Linked DNA regions of Mus musculus: region 2 is linked to region 1. The links are chromatin contacts, found by POLR2A ChIA-PET in ENCODE. All regions are on one chromosome and are shown on one strand. The core of a region is the stretch at or near the end of the contact, and the rest is flanking DNA. Distances in the headings are between cores, read along the strand shown.

Region 1 (5,789 bases), core at 174-2,673:
CCTTTGGTCTACTGAGTCTTCAGGAATTGAATCGAAGTGTCAAGTCCCACCTCGTGTCTTGGTATATACTGAGATGATTCATTTCTTTGTTTTTGCTTATTTGTTTGTTTTGTCTCTACTAAAATTATAACCAACTGGGAATCAAATAAAAATTTAATGCTGGCCTGGAGAGATGGCTCAGGGGTTATATAGCAGTGACTGCTTTTCCAGAGGTCCTGAGTTCAATTCTCAGCAACCTCATGGTGCTCACAACCATCTGTAATGGGATCGGACGCCCTCTTCTGGTGTGTCTGAAGACAGCTACAGTGTACTAATATAAATGAATAAAAAATTCACACACACACAAAAGAAAGAAAGAAAGAAAGAAAGAAAGAAAGAAAGAAAGAAAGAAAGAAAGAAAGAAAGAAAGAAAGAAAGAAGGGAGGGAGGGAGGGAGGAAGAAAGAAAGGAGGGAGGGAGGGAGGAAGAAAGAAAGAAAGAAGGGGAAGAAGGAAGGGAGGGAGGGAGGGAGGGAGGGAGGGAGGGAGGGAGGGAGGAAGGAAGGAAGGAAGGAAGGAAGGAAGAAAGAAAGAAAGAAAGAAAGAAAGAAAGAAAGAAAGAAAGAAAGAAAGAAAGAGAGAAAGAGAGAAAGAGAGAAAGAGAGAAAGAGAGAAAGAGAGAAAGAGAAAGAAAAGCCGGGCAGTGGTGGCGCACGCCTTTAATCCCAGCACTTGGGAGGCAGAGGCGGGCGGATCTCTGAGTTTGAGGCCAGCCTGGTCTACAGAGTGAGTTCCAGGACAGCCAGGGCTACACAGAGAAACCCTGACTCGAAAAACCAAAATAAATAAATAAATAAATGAAAAAAATCAATGCTAAGAAAATGCGTCAATAATGATTGTACAATATATTATCAAAATAACTCCCCGTTCCTAGCGGAACGCAGTCAAGTAGCGGTAGTCATAACCGGACAAAGTAGCCAACGACACAGTTGTTTGCGAATGTTCTGTTTCCTGGGGCTGCGTGGAGGATCAGTAAAGATCTAAAGCTGAGACATTCGTTTGCCCAGATTTAACTGGAGCTAGGTGCTTTCACCCAGTTACTGTACTTGGCTTTGTTGGTGAGACAGTGCGCAGGTGCACCGAGACCTTGGCTACACGCATGCGCAGTACTTAACTCTGAAGCCACAGGCGGGAGCTTACGGGCGAGTGTTTCTTCTCCACCTCAGAACGTTCAGTGCTAGAATTCAGAGACGGTGACTGTCTTTACTTTTGGAGAGCGACCTTGGTCTCACTATATCCCCCCCTTTCCTTTTGGGCTTCTCTAGTAAGTTGGCTGCCAGTACTTAATATGGCGAGAGGTTTGCAGCGGCGCACTCATTCCCGGCGCTCGGCTGGACTGGGCTGGGCGGTTCCCCACGAAAGGGCGGGAGTTTGACGGGCGGGGCCTGGCCTCCAGACTGAGGGCGGCCCCAGGCCGGGCCTGCAGGTTGCTGCAGCGGCCTCGGTAGCTGCGGAGCGCTTCGGGATCCCCGGGAACCGACTCTGGTGAGGTGGGCAGGGGCAGGCGGGAGGCGCTGAGCGTAACGGTCCGAGGTCCAGGGCCTGGGCGCCCGCGGGGATGTCGCCTGGACAGCGGCTTCCTGTATCCCGGGAGGCACCCCGGGCCCAGAGAGGGGCTGGGACCTGTCCCAGTGGTCGGGGCCTGCCTGCCTCAGTTTCCTGCTGCAGCCGCCGCCCAGAGAACCTCACACTCGGGTGGCCCACTGTCGTAGCCCGGAGCTGACGGGATGAGATGCTGCGCGCCCTGCGGATCACGCTCCGTGCACCCGGGAGTTTTGCAGCGCCCTGTGCTCATACGGCTTTGCATGTGATCTTCCCCTGAAAGTCCGCTCTCAGCCCACTGCCCCATTATCAGAACTTTGATTTTTCAGAACTCAAAGATCACTTCTTTAAAAATCTTTCTTGAGGCCTGCTCCAGGCTCAACTGATCAGATTCTTGCCTTTTGCGAACTTTGCCCAAGTCAGTGTTCTGCCACTCTTTCTTGTTCTGGGCTTGTTAGAAATCATGTCCTTTTTTTTCAACTCTTATGCCCTATGATGACTACTAGTAACTAAAAAAAAGTTACTGAATAGTCGAAAGATGACAGCTCTATTAAATGCATTACCTACAAAGGCCCCTTTAATCCATGCAGCGATCTATGGTGTGCGTTCTGTATATTCACGTTTTATGCACGAAGAAACAAGCACTTATAAATCAAGTTTCACAATGAGCTAGAACCCCCTACGAATATTATGACTTAACTAGATTGCCTTTAGTTTGCTGTTTATACGTTAGCCTGTAAGATATGGAGGTCAGGGTTGCAACTCACGTTTCAATAAAAGGGCTGCTTTTTTTTTTAACCCAGCGTCTTATGCAGCCAGTCAGTGTTGAGATTTCAGGCCTGTGAGTCTAGGCTGGGCCCTGAGAAAGCTTATGAAGTAGGATTGATAATATTACCAAATCGATAGTTTTCTTAACAAAAATCAAGGCCAGCTCTGCACTGTCTTACTGGTACATCTACACCCTGTGCTGCAGGAACATATTGTCACATTTTGCTCAAATTACCTCAGAAAGCTTCAGGTGTGGATGTCATTAATTCATTCCCCTTAGGAAATGCTCTGCAGTGCTGTGAGTTTTATATTTTTTGATTTTGGCAGCTAATGAAATGAGAATAGAATTTGGAATTGAATTAGACTTTGATTTCCGCTTTGCTACTAACCAGTTGCGCCTGGTGGACACGTGAAGGCTATAGAGGACGTTGTGGAGATGTCTTTAGCCTTCGTGTGGGTTAGAATCATTAGGCCAACTCCTTACCTGTGGAACCATGCTCCCATGTAAAAAATATTTAGTTTTAAGCCGGGTGTGGTGGCGCACGCCTTTAATCCCAGCACTTGGGAGGCAGAGGCAGGCGGATCTCTGAGTTTGAGGCCAGCCTGGTCTACAAAGTGAGTTCCAGGACAGCCAGGGCTACACGGAGAAACCCTGTCTCGAAAAACAACAAACAAACAAACAAAAAACAACAACAAAATTTTGTTTTAATTATGTGTATGGGGGCAGCAGAGTGGATACAAATGCAGGTATCAGAGCTGTAGACCTCCTGGAACTGAGTTAGAGGCAGCTGTTAGTATGTGATGAGAACTGAATTTGCATGCCCTGCAAGAGCAATCTGGCCTCAAACTCAGGGATCTACTACCTCCTGCCTCCCACTCGCAGGGATCAAAGGAGTGCACCATCATGTCCAGCTTACATTGCCATTTTCTGAATCCTACTTTTCTTTCATCCTTTCCTTTTTTTTTTTTTTTTTTTTTTTTTGAGACAGGGTTTCTCTGTGTAGTCCTGGCTGTCCTGGAACTCACTCTGTAGACCAGGCTGGCCTCAAACTCAGAAATCCGCCTGCCTCTGCCTCCCAAGTGCTGGGATTAAAGGCGTGCACCACCACGCCTGGCTCATCTTTTTTTCTCTTTTTTGGGATTTTATTTATTTTTATTTCATATGTATGAGTGCTTTGTATGTGTGTCTGGGGGCATTAGAAGTTGAAGAGACCCTTGCATCCTCCAGGTAGTTACAAGTCACACATAGTCACGCCTGCCTCTGCCTCCCAAGTGCTGGGATTAAAGGTGTGCGCCACCACGCCTGGCTGAGGACAGTAATCTTAATCCCTCTAAGTTTTTACTTTGTGGTAATGGAAGTTGCAGCTGATTATTGTACGCGTGAAACACTATCCATTGTTTATGATCTTACTTTTGCTCTGTGAACAGCTGTGGAGCTGCCGACATTTTGTAAAGCTGTGTTGGTGATCAGAAGGATCACGTTACTTAATGTTGTTCATATAATGGCATAATATATAACGGCACTTCATACACCAGGTCTGTTTCACGAGCTGGGAATGCAGCACTGACTCAAACAATGTTAGTTGGGGTGTGTGTGTGTGTGTGTGTGTGTGTGTATAGTCTCAGTAGTTGGAAGGCAGAAACTGGAGGATCACAAATTCTAGGTCAGCCTGAGCCACCAGAACAAGACACTGTCTGAAACAAACAAGCCAACAATCACAAACCAGTCTTTGTACCAGAGGGACTTACATTTTGGTTAGTTGTTGTACATAATAATTAGAGAAATATAGACTTGGTAAGGAGAACACACATGTGGGTATACACATGTGGCACAGGTGGGTAAGTATGGTGGTACTTCACATTGTCCAACTTACTAAGAAGGTGACATTTGGTCAGGAGCCTGGTTAGGGAGTGAATCATGTGGATAACATGAGTGTGGTTCTTGCAGGGCTCAGCACACAGGAGGGTGGCTAGCTGTGCAGGTGGAGGTGTGTGAGCAACTGGGAGATGAGAAAGAAACAGGAGTAATTCATTTGGATGAGATGGGTCAGCTAGATACTCTGGGCAAGTATAAAGATTCTCTTTAACTCTAGTTGGTTGGTACCTAGGGTATGTGTGTGTTTCATTTTTTGAGACTGGGTCTCTATATGTAGCCCAGGCTGTCTTCAGGTCTACTATGTAGCCCTGGGGAGAATCTAATTTGTAGCAGTCCTTCTGCCTCAGCCTCACAAATGCCTGATTTTAGGCTTGTCCTGCTCTGCCTGGCTGTTTATGTTTGGTTTTGTTTGTTTTGATTTTGAGTGCATATGTGAGTACCAGCATAGGGTGCAGTTCTCAGGCAGAGGTTAGAGGATGACTTCCACGGGGCATTCTCTCCTTGAACTCTGGGTTCTGTGGGTTGACCTCGGGTTGTCAGGATGGCAGCTAGCACTTCTACTCCTGAAGCACCTCAGCAGTCCTGGTTTGTATTTTACAAGGATGCTCTAACTGTTCTAATGAGAACAAAACAAAACAAAACAAAATAACAGAATTTAGGAGGTATCAGTAGCGCCTGGGAGGAGCTTTGGCAGCAATTGAGTTGTGTTGCTGAACATGAGTTATTCCAAGTTTAGTATTAAACAGCAGTTGTTTATTATTTCACGCATTCACCATGGGGGAGAAGTGTGGGGCGGATCAGCGGTGTTGCTGGCTTAGCAGGCTCAGACAAGGCTGACCCTGATCTGAACCTTTCCACCAGGGGCTAGAAGAGCTGTTCCCAACAGGGCTGTTGGCAGAAGGCCCTGATGCTTTCTCCTGGGCCTCCTCAGGTACTTGTGTGTCCTCAAGACAGAGCAGGTATTTCTCCAGAGAGGTTGATCAGAAAAATCGAACAAGCAACAAGCCATAGCACCTTCTGTGACCTTGTTTCAAAGGGCATTTCTTTCTTTCTTTTTTTTAAAGATTTTATTTATTTTATGAATATGAGTACACTGTAGCTGTCTTCAGACACACCAGAAGAAGACATTGGATCCCATTACAGATGGCTGTGAGCCACCATGTGGTTGCTGGGATTTGAACTCAGGACCTCTGGAAGAGCAGTTGGTGCCCTTAACTGCTAAGCCATCTCTCCAGCCCCAGAAGGCATTTCTACTTAAACAGTTTTAAAGATTTATTTATTTTATGTGTATGGATGTTTTGCCTGCATGTGTGTTTGTTACACATTTCTGCCCTCAGCCATCAGAAAAGGGTGTCAGAGCCCTTGGAACTGGAGTTACAGGTGGTTTTGAGCTACCATCTAGGGGCTGAGAACCAAACACTGGTCCTCTGCAAGAGCAGCAAGTTCTCTTAACTTCTAAGACCACTGTCTAGCCTTAGTCATTTCTACTTTATTCCATCCTACACTCAAAAAGAAAAAAATTCAATTTTCTTTCTTTTTTTTTTTAAAGACAGAATTTCATGTTA
Region 2 (6,200 bases), core at 2,337-4,836, 360 kb after region 1:
TTCACCATCTGATACAAAATGTGCTGTGGAGCAAGCATGAGGTGACCTGGCATAGCTTAGGGAATGTGTGATGTGTAATTAAGCCAACACAGTCCCTTACAAGAGGCTGCTTCCCACTGCTCACATTGATGTCTTCTTGTGGGAAGAAGTGCTCCAAGAGTACACATGCCATCACGGTTCTGGATAATTTATCATAGAGCTACATTTTGAGACTTGTATGATGATTGTCTGAAAGGGAAAGAAACAAGATACTTAAAGCTACAACTGTGTGAGGTATGATGATTGTTAGATACTAATTTGGGGCCATCAAAGTGGCTTAGTTGGGAGAGGTGCTTGCCACCAAGCCTGCTGACCTGAGTTCAAGACCCAGGACCGAATAGAGAGAATTGACACCTTCAAGTTGTTCTGTGACACACATACACACAAATGTAATAAAGGATTTTAAATTGAGGTTTTTCTTTTTATGTAACTACTCTTAAGTATCACATCTGGGGAAGCTGTAACCTTGAAGGCAGTCAGTTTTGTGTGGTTCAAAGAAGGAAGCAGAAACTGAATGATGCTAATCTTGCCGTGTGGTCCTTACTGGGTTTATCATTTAGGTTTTGTAAAGGACATAATCTGGTTTCATTATTACTTGTTTTTAGGGAAACAAAGCAGAAACCCCATATTCTGATAACCTCAGTTCTTCCCTAACTTAAAGCCATGTTGAGGGGCTCCACTCCCAGTTCCTGGGTCAAAGTGAATTCACCCCTAAGTTGGAGCACTGGAATCTGTTGCAAACAATGTTATCATTTAGAAAGATGTGCACTACCTATGTTCTGTCTGTTAAAAAAACCTATCCACCTATAGAAAGTCACCTTGACAAAACAGTTCTGGTTTGATCAGTCATTCTTTAGTATGTATGCAAGGTGGATCCTGGCTGAGCCAACATTGCACTGTGGATACGTATCTGTGTTTACACGCTATTAGACAGAAGGCACTGTACATATGAGTGTTGCTTTCAAGCAATATTTGCAAAACATGCAAACTTCTGTATCTGGAAAAATAAAAACAGGTTCTTGTTGCTATGTGTCAGTCACATTACTGAAGTATAAAAGGTTGTGGGCTTTGTTGGTTTAGTTTAGTCTCACTATATAGCCCTGACTGGCCTAGAACTCCCAGAAATCCCGTCTCTGTTCCAAGTGCTGGTTTTAAAGTCCTGTACCACCACACCTGGTTGTTCTTTAAACAAAGTCTTGCAATGTAGTCCAGGCTGGCCTTGAGCTTATGCAACCCAAAGTTGGGCTTCAAACTTAAAATGATCCTGTCTTGGTCTCCGAGTATACCACCATAACCCAGCAAGGATTAAATGTTTTATGCATTATGGTGAGCTTGAGGCCAGCCTGGTCTACAGAGCGAGTTCGGAGACAGCCAGGGCTACATAGAGAAACCCTGTCTTAAAAAATAAAGTGCCGGGGGCTGGAGAGATGGCTCAGCGGTTAAGAGCACTGACTGCTCTTCTGAAGGTCCTGAGTTCAAGTGTGGCTCACACATTGCAGTGGAAGCTGCAGGTTTACTGCATTTTTGGTTGCTGGACACAGTGCAAGGCAGGACAGGCTGTTTCCCTAGACTGAGACTTACCTACTGCGTTCAACAAACCCAGGCTTCCTATAGACCTGAACTACCCCTCAACTAACACCCATGCCTGGGCAGAATCCTCAAAACTGGTTGTCTTCATTTCATTGCAAAATTCAAACAGGAGCCTCACAGTAAGTTCGTATTACTCATGCATTCCAGGCTCATCCCGGGGGAAACCATTGAGCAGGTGGAACATTGGAGATTGAGGAGTTTACTCATTGGTTTAAAAAATGGGGCAGAGAGGGAAGTCTTGCTCACAAGTGTGCCTCACTCCAGGGAGTTCTCTCACAGAGGAAGTTCATGAGAGGCTGATAAAGGAGAGGAATGGGCATCGGTGTCAAGGAGTCCGAAGTCCGAGGCGTCTTTTCATGATACACATTTCCGTCATGGCCATTGGTTTGTTTTTAAGGTCATGAACGCTAAATAGTTTTATGCAAAACATTTCTCAAATGACCAACACGTGTATATAGAAAGACAGGAGGCCCTGACCCATATAGGTTAAGGCAAGGAAACATGCCGAGCCTTCTCAGTCCCTGTCACAGGACACTGGATACTCTGTGTGTGTGTCTAACAAATGTGAAAGTAGAGGTCATATGAGATGGAGAAGTTAAGTGGAAATTATGTAAAGTACACATCAACTTCTCAAAAGAAAAACTGAGAAAAGCTGTTTTCAAAAAAAAAACTTACCAGGTAACCGTTGGAAGAAGAGGCTATTTCCAACAAGATTACTGGGAAAACACTGTTGTCCAGTTGTACTGATTCCAGTTACTGATCTTTAAGCATAAAGTGAAACGAGAGTTCGCTTTCCTTGGCAATATCAGTTCTGTTGCTTGAGTTTGTTTTTGAGAGGGTCTACATAGCCCTGGCTGGAACACACTATGTAAAAACCAGGCTGGCCTCAGAGACCCTCCTGCCTCTGCTTCCTGAGTGCTGAGGTTTAAAGTATGAGTCACAACAACCAACTAAATAAAGCATTTAATAGGGCCAGTTATTTTACTGCTCAGCTTCGAAACCGCTGTGTACTGCCATCTGCTGAAGCTCGGATACTAGATAGTGTGAGGCAGAGGGGAGAATAGAAGGCTAGAAAACTGAAACCTCATTAACATGGCCTTTTGCAAAACAAAACTCATGCAGGTTTAGAAAAACTGAATGTGGTCTAGATCTAGGTAGATTTCCTGCCTAAGGGCACAGCTTCGCGCAAATGCAGTGGTCCAGGAATAGCTAATCAAAAGCCTTAATCTTACAGGTTCCCAGAATCCTCTAGCTATCAGCTGGAAAGGTGGGCAACAAGTTCGTAAAATAAACCCAATAAATAAAGAACGAACGCAAGACACAGCAGACATGGGAGCTGTCAAAATTCAACTTTTATTAACTCAGGGGTAGGGTGTCAGTCCAGGGAGCCCCAGGCTCCGCCGCTCAGCCGGTGATGCGCACGTCCGCGCGGCGCCGCAGCCGCCGAGCCCGGGCCGCCTCCGGTAGAATGGCCTGCAGCTGCTCCTGCACCAGCATCTCCACGATCTGCTCCTTGGTGCGGATGTCCGGCCGCAGCCACTGGCGGGACAGCTCCCGCAGCTGCCGGAAGGCTTCCCGGGGCCCGGCCGCGTCCTGGTAGCGAAACTGCCGGAAGCGCTGGCGAAAGGTCTCGGGGCCGGGCCGAGAGGCTCCGGGCCGCAGGGCGGCGTCAGCGTAGGGCGCCGTGTTCAAAGCTGCGGGCGCGCCGGGGAGCTCCGGGGCCGGGGAGCTCCCGGAATCGGGCGACGGGGCCGCACAGTCGCCGGCTCCTTCCTGCTGCTCGGGAGGCGCCGCGGGGCTTTGGGGGTCCTGGCTGGGCTGCGGCGCCGCCATGACTACGGCTGTTGGCGTCCCCCTTTGTTTCGCAGTCCGGCGCCTCGCCTGCGTCTGCACCGGAAGGAGGTAACAGAGGGCCGCTGAAGGGCAGGGCCCGGGCACCCCAGCGGGACGCGGACTCAGGACAGGCTGCGGGCAAGCCCAGCTTACCTCGACCCGCGAAGCTCCTCGGTGGCCGGAAATGAACCGATCCGCGAATCCGGAAGCCGCCTCCTCTACCAGTCACGTGAAGTTTGATCTGGGGAAGTCCGTAGACATCAGCTCTACTGACACTAAGGATGGCGGCACTGCAAGGTCCCCATTGGAGCCGGCGGACAAGTCGGACACGACAGAGTCGAAATCTGAGTCGGGATCGGATTCCAGATCAGAGGAAGACAAGGAGAGTCCGGCCTCGATTAAGGAGATAAAGGCGGAGACACCCCAACCGAAGGACCGCCCTGGCGTGCAGGTGACCTGCGCCTCCTAGGGTAGATGCTGGTCCCTACTTGACCAGGCAGGATCTGGGGGTAGCGCTGACAGTCCTGGGTAAAGGAGGGTGATGGTTGGCTAGGGGATTGTCGGAGCTTGGGCGGATGCCCTGGGTGGGACAGCGGGACAGGGGCTCCAATTACTTTTAAAAAGATCTCTCAAGCCCGTAATCCTAGAGCTAAAGGACACCTCCTGAGCTATAAATTGAGCTGAGAATCTCATTAAACACACACACACACACACACACACACACACACACACACACACACACACACACATATACTGTCGCCTGCATAGGTGCAATTGATTTCACTTTATTTTGAGAAGGACAAAGTATTTGGGCAAGAGTCTTCAGACTTTCCTGCCCCCAAACAAGTGCTCAGGGCTTCTTTGTCATTGTTTTTGCTTGTCCTCGAAAACCAAGAGAAAGAGATTCAGTGGGTACTACTTTAACTTTAAGATTAATAAGTGGGGGGCTGGAGAGATGGCTCAGTAGTTAAGAGCACTGACTCCTCTTCCAGAGGTCCTGAGTTCAATTCCCAGCAACCACATGGTGGCTTACATCTACAATGGGCTCTGATGCCCTCTTCTGGTGTGTCTGAAAAGAACAGCGGTGAATACATAAAATAAGTAAATACATCTTTGAAAAAAGTTTAATAAGTAAACTGTAATTAACGATGTCCCAGATGGTGGCCATTAGCTTCTTGTATTTACTGAATCTTTGAAAGGTAAATACCCCGAAATTGAGATGTATTAAAATGTAGAATTACGCATGTGTCTGTAGGAAAAGAAAAATATTTTGTATTTATTACATATTTGAGTATGTTATGTAATTTTGTATATATGGGGGTCAAATAAACTATATTATTAAATTTTACCTGTGTCTTTTTACTTTTAAAATACAACTACTTTGAAATTTTTAAATTACACATACAGTTTATAGTATATCTTTGTTGACTAGCTGCTGTCTAGAGTGTCGGAATCAGGTGTCAGGAAACATCTTTTCTTTGCTTTAACACCCCCAGCAATAAATAGTGCCTGCCTCACAGTTGTCAGGTGGAGTAAATCAAGCTCTGGAAAAGACAGAGCTTTCAGAGCTAGGGAGATGGAGCGGTTGGTAAGGATGCTTGGGATGATGGGATGAGATGAGCGTGGTACCCAAGCATTGTGAGTCCACAGCTCTGGGCAGCCCACGAAGTTCTAGGCTTCTATCCTCCTCCGGACAACTAAGTCTTCCAGAATGACCGGGTTCATTCAGCTTCTCTTGGCTTCTGACTGAATTGCTCTGCTTGGCCTCATACTAACTTTGGCACTCTCCTCCTCCCCCTCCTCCTCCTCCTCCTCCCCCTCCCCCTCCTCTTCCTCCTCCTCCTCTTCCTCCTCCCCCTCCTCCCCCTCTCCCCTCCTCCTCCTCCTCCTCCTCCTCCTCCTTCTTCTTCTTTTCTTGAGACAGGGTTTCTCTGTATAGCCCTGGTTGTCCTGGAACACACTCTGTAGACCAGGCTGGCCTTGAACTCAGAAATCCACCTGCCTCTGCCTCCCAAGTGCTGGGATTAAAGGCGTGAGCCACCACACCCGGCTCTTGGCACTCTGTTCTAATCTTCTGGCTCATTCTGTCTTCACCTATGTCTGTCAAACTGTCCTGTTAAACTGCCAAAAACCCAACACACCACCACACCTTTTTTTCCCTCTCTGCTCTTAAGTAGTCTCTTTTCCAGTGCTGCTCTCCTGTGAGTTGGGCATGTCCAATCTCTGACTCATCCTGTCAAATCTTTCTCTGATTCAACACTTTGTCTGCCCCTTAATTTTAGATGTCACTTTCAGACCAACCTGCTTCCTTCTATAAACTAACCTTCCTTACCATCATTGTTAAGAGATTAAGGTATGTACTAAGGGATTAAAGGAATGTCATTCCAGCCGGATCACATAGACCTAGAAGGCCTTTGGATGTGATCCCTCGCTGGAGCAGCCATGTTGCTGGATTAAAATTCTACAGGTGCTTGCTGTGTAAGCATGAGGGCTTGAATCTCCCTGTGCCCATGAAAAAGCCAGGCATGGCTGAGCTGGCCTACACCTTAACGTTGGGCCCAGGTAGAGATCAAAAGAACTGCGTGGTTAGCCTATCCAATACGTACTTCTAAATTCAACTTGAGACCCTATCTCAAGGCAATGAGGAGAGTAATAGAGTAGAGCGCCCTCTTCTGGCATCTTCATACCTGTACACTCGCATGGATCACACACACACACACACACACACACACACACAC

Evidence for each region. ChIA-PET counts read pairs that join two places held with the same protein, here RNA polymerase II (POLR2A).
Region 2: POLR2A ChIA-PET joins it to region 1 with 19 read pairs in Patski. The contact joins the promoter of Cnbd2 here to the promoter of Cep250 in region 1. POLR2A ChIA-PET finds 5 or more read pairs at or near these places in 2 of 5 experiments (Patski and embryonic stem cell).

Annotation. Positions count from the first base shown.
Region 1 is chr2:155,955,135-155,960,923 of GRCm38, forward strand. Cep250 (centrosomal protein 250) reads left to right here and starts at 1,424. Exons shown (of 33, transcript NM_001130000.1): 1 at 1,424-1,523.
Region 2 is chr2:156,308,887-156,315,086 of GRCm38, forward strand. It overlaps Cnbd2 (cyclic nucleotide binding domain containing 2), which reads left to right and starts at 3,587. Exons shown (of 13, transcript NM_027585.2): 1 at 3,587-3,913. The coding sequence starts at 3,647. Scand1 (SCAN domain-containing 1) reads right to left here and starts at 3,818. Exons shown (of 2, transcript NM_020255.3): 1 at 3,616-3,818; 2 at 2,960-3,516. The coding sequence starts at 3,462. The coding sequence ends at 3,034. It overlaps Phf20 (PHD finger protein 20), which reads left to right. Exons shown (of 18, transcript NM_172674.2): 18 at 1-1,067.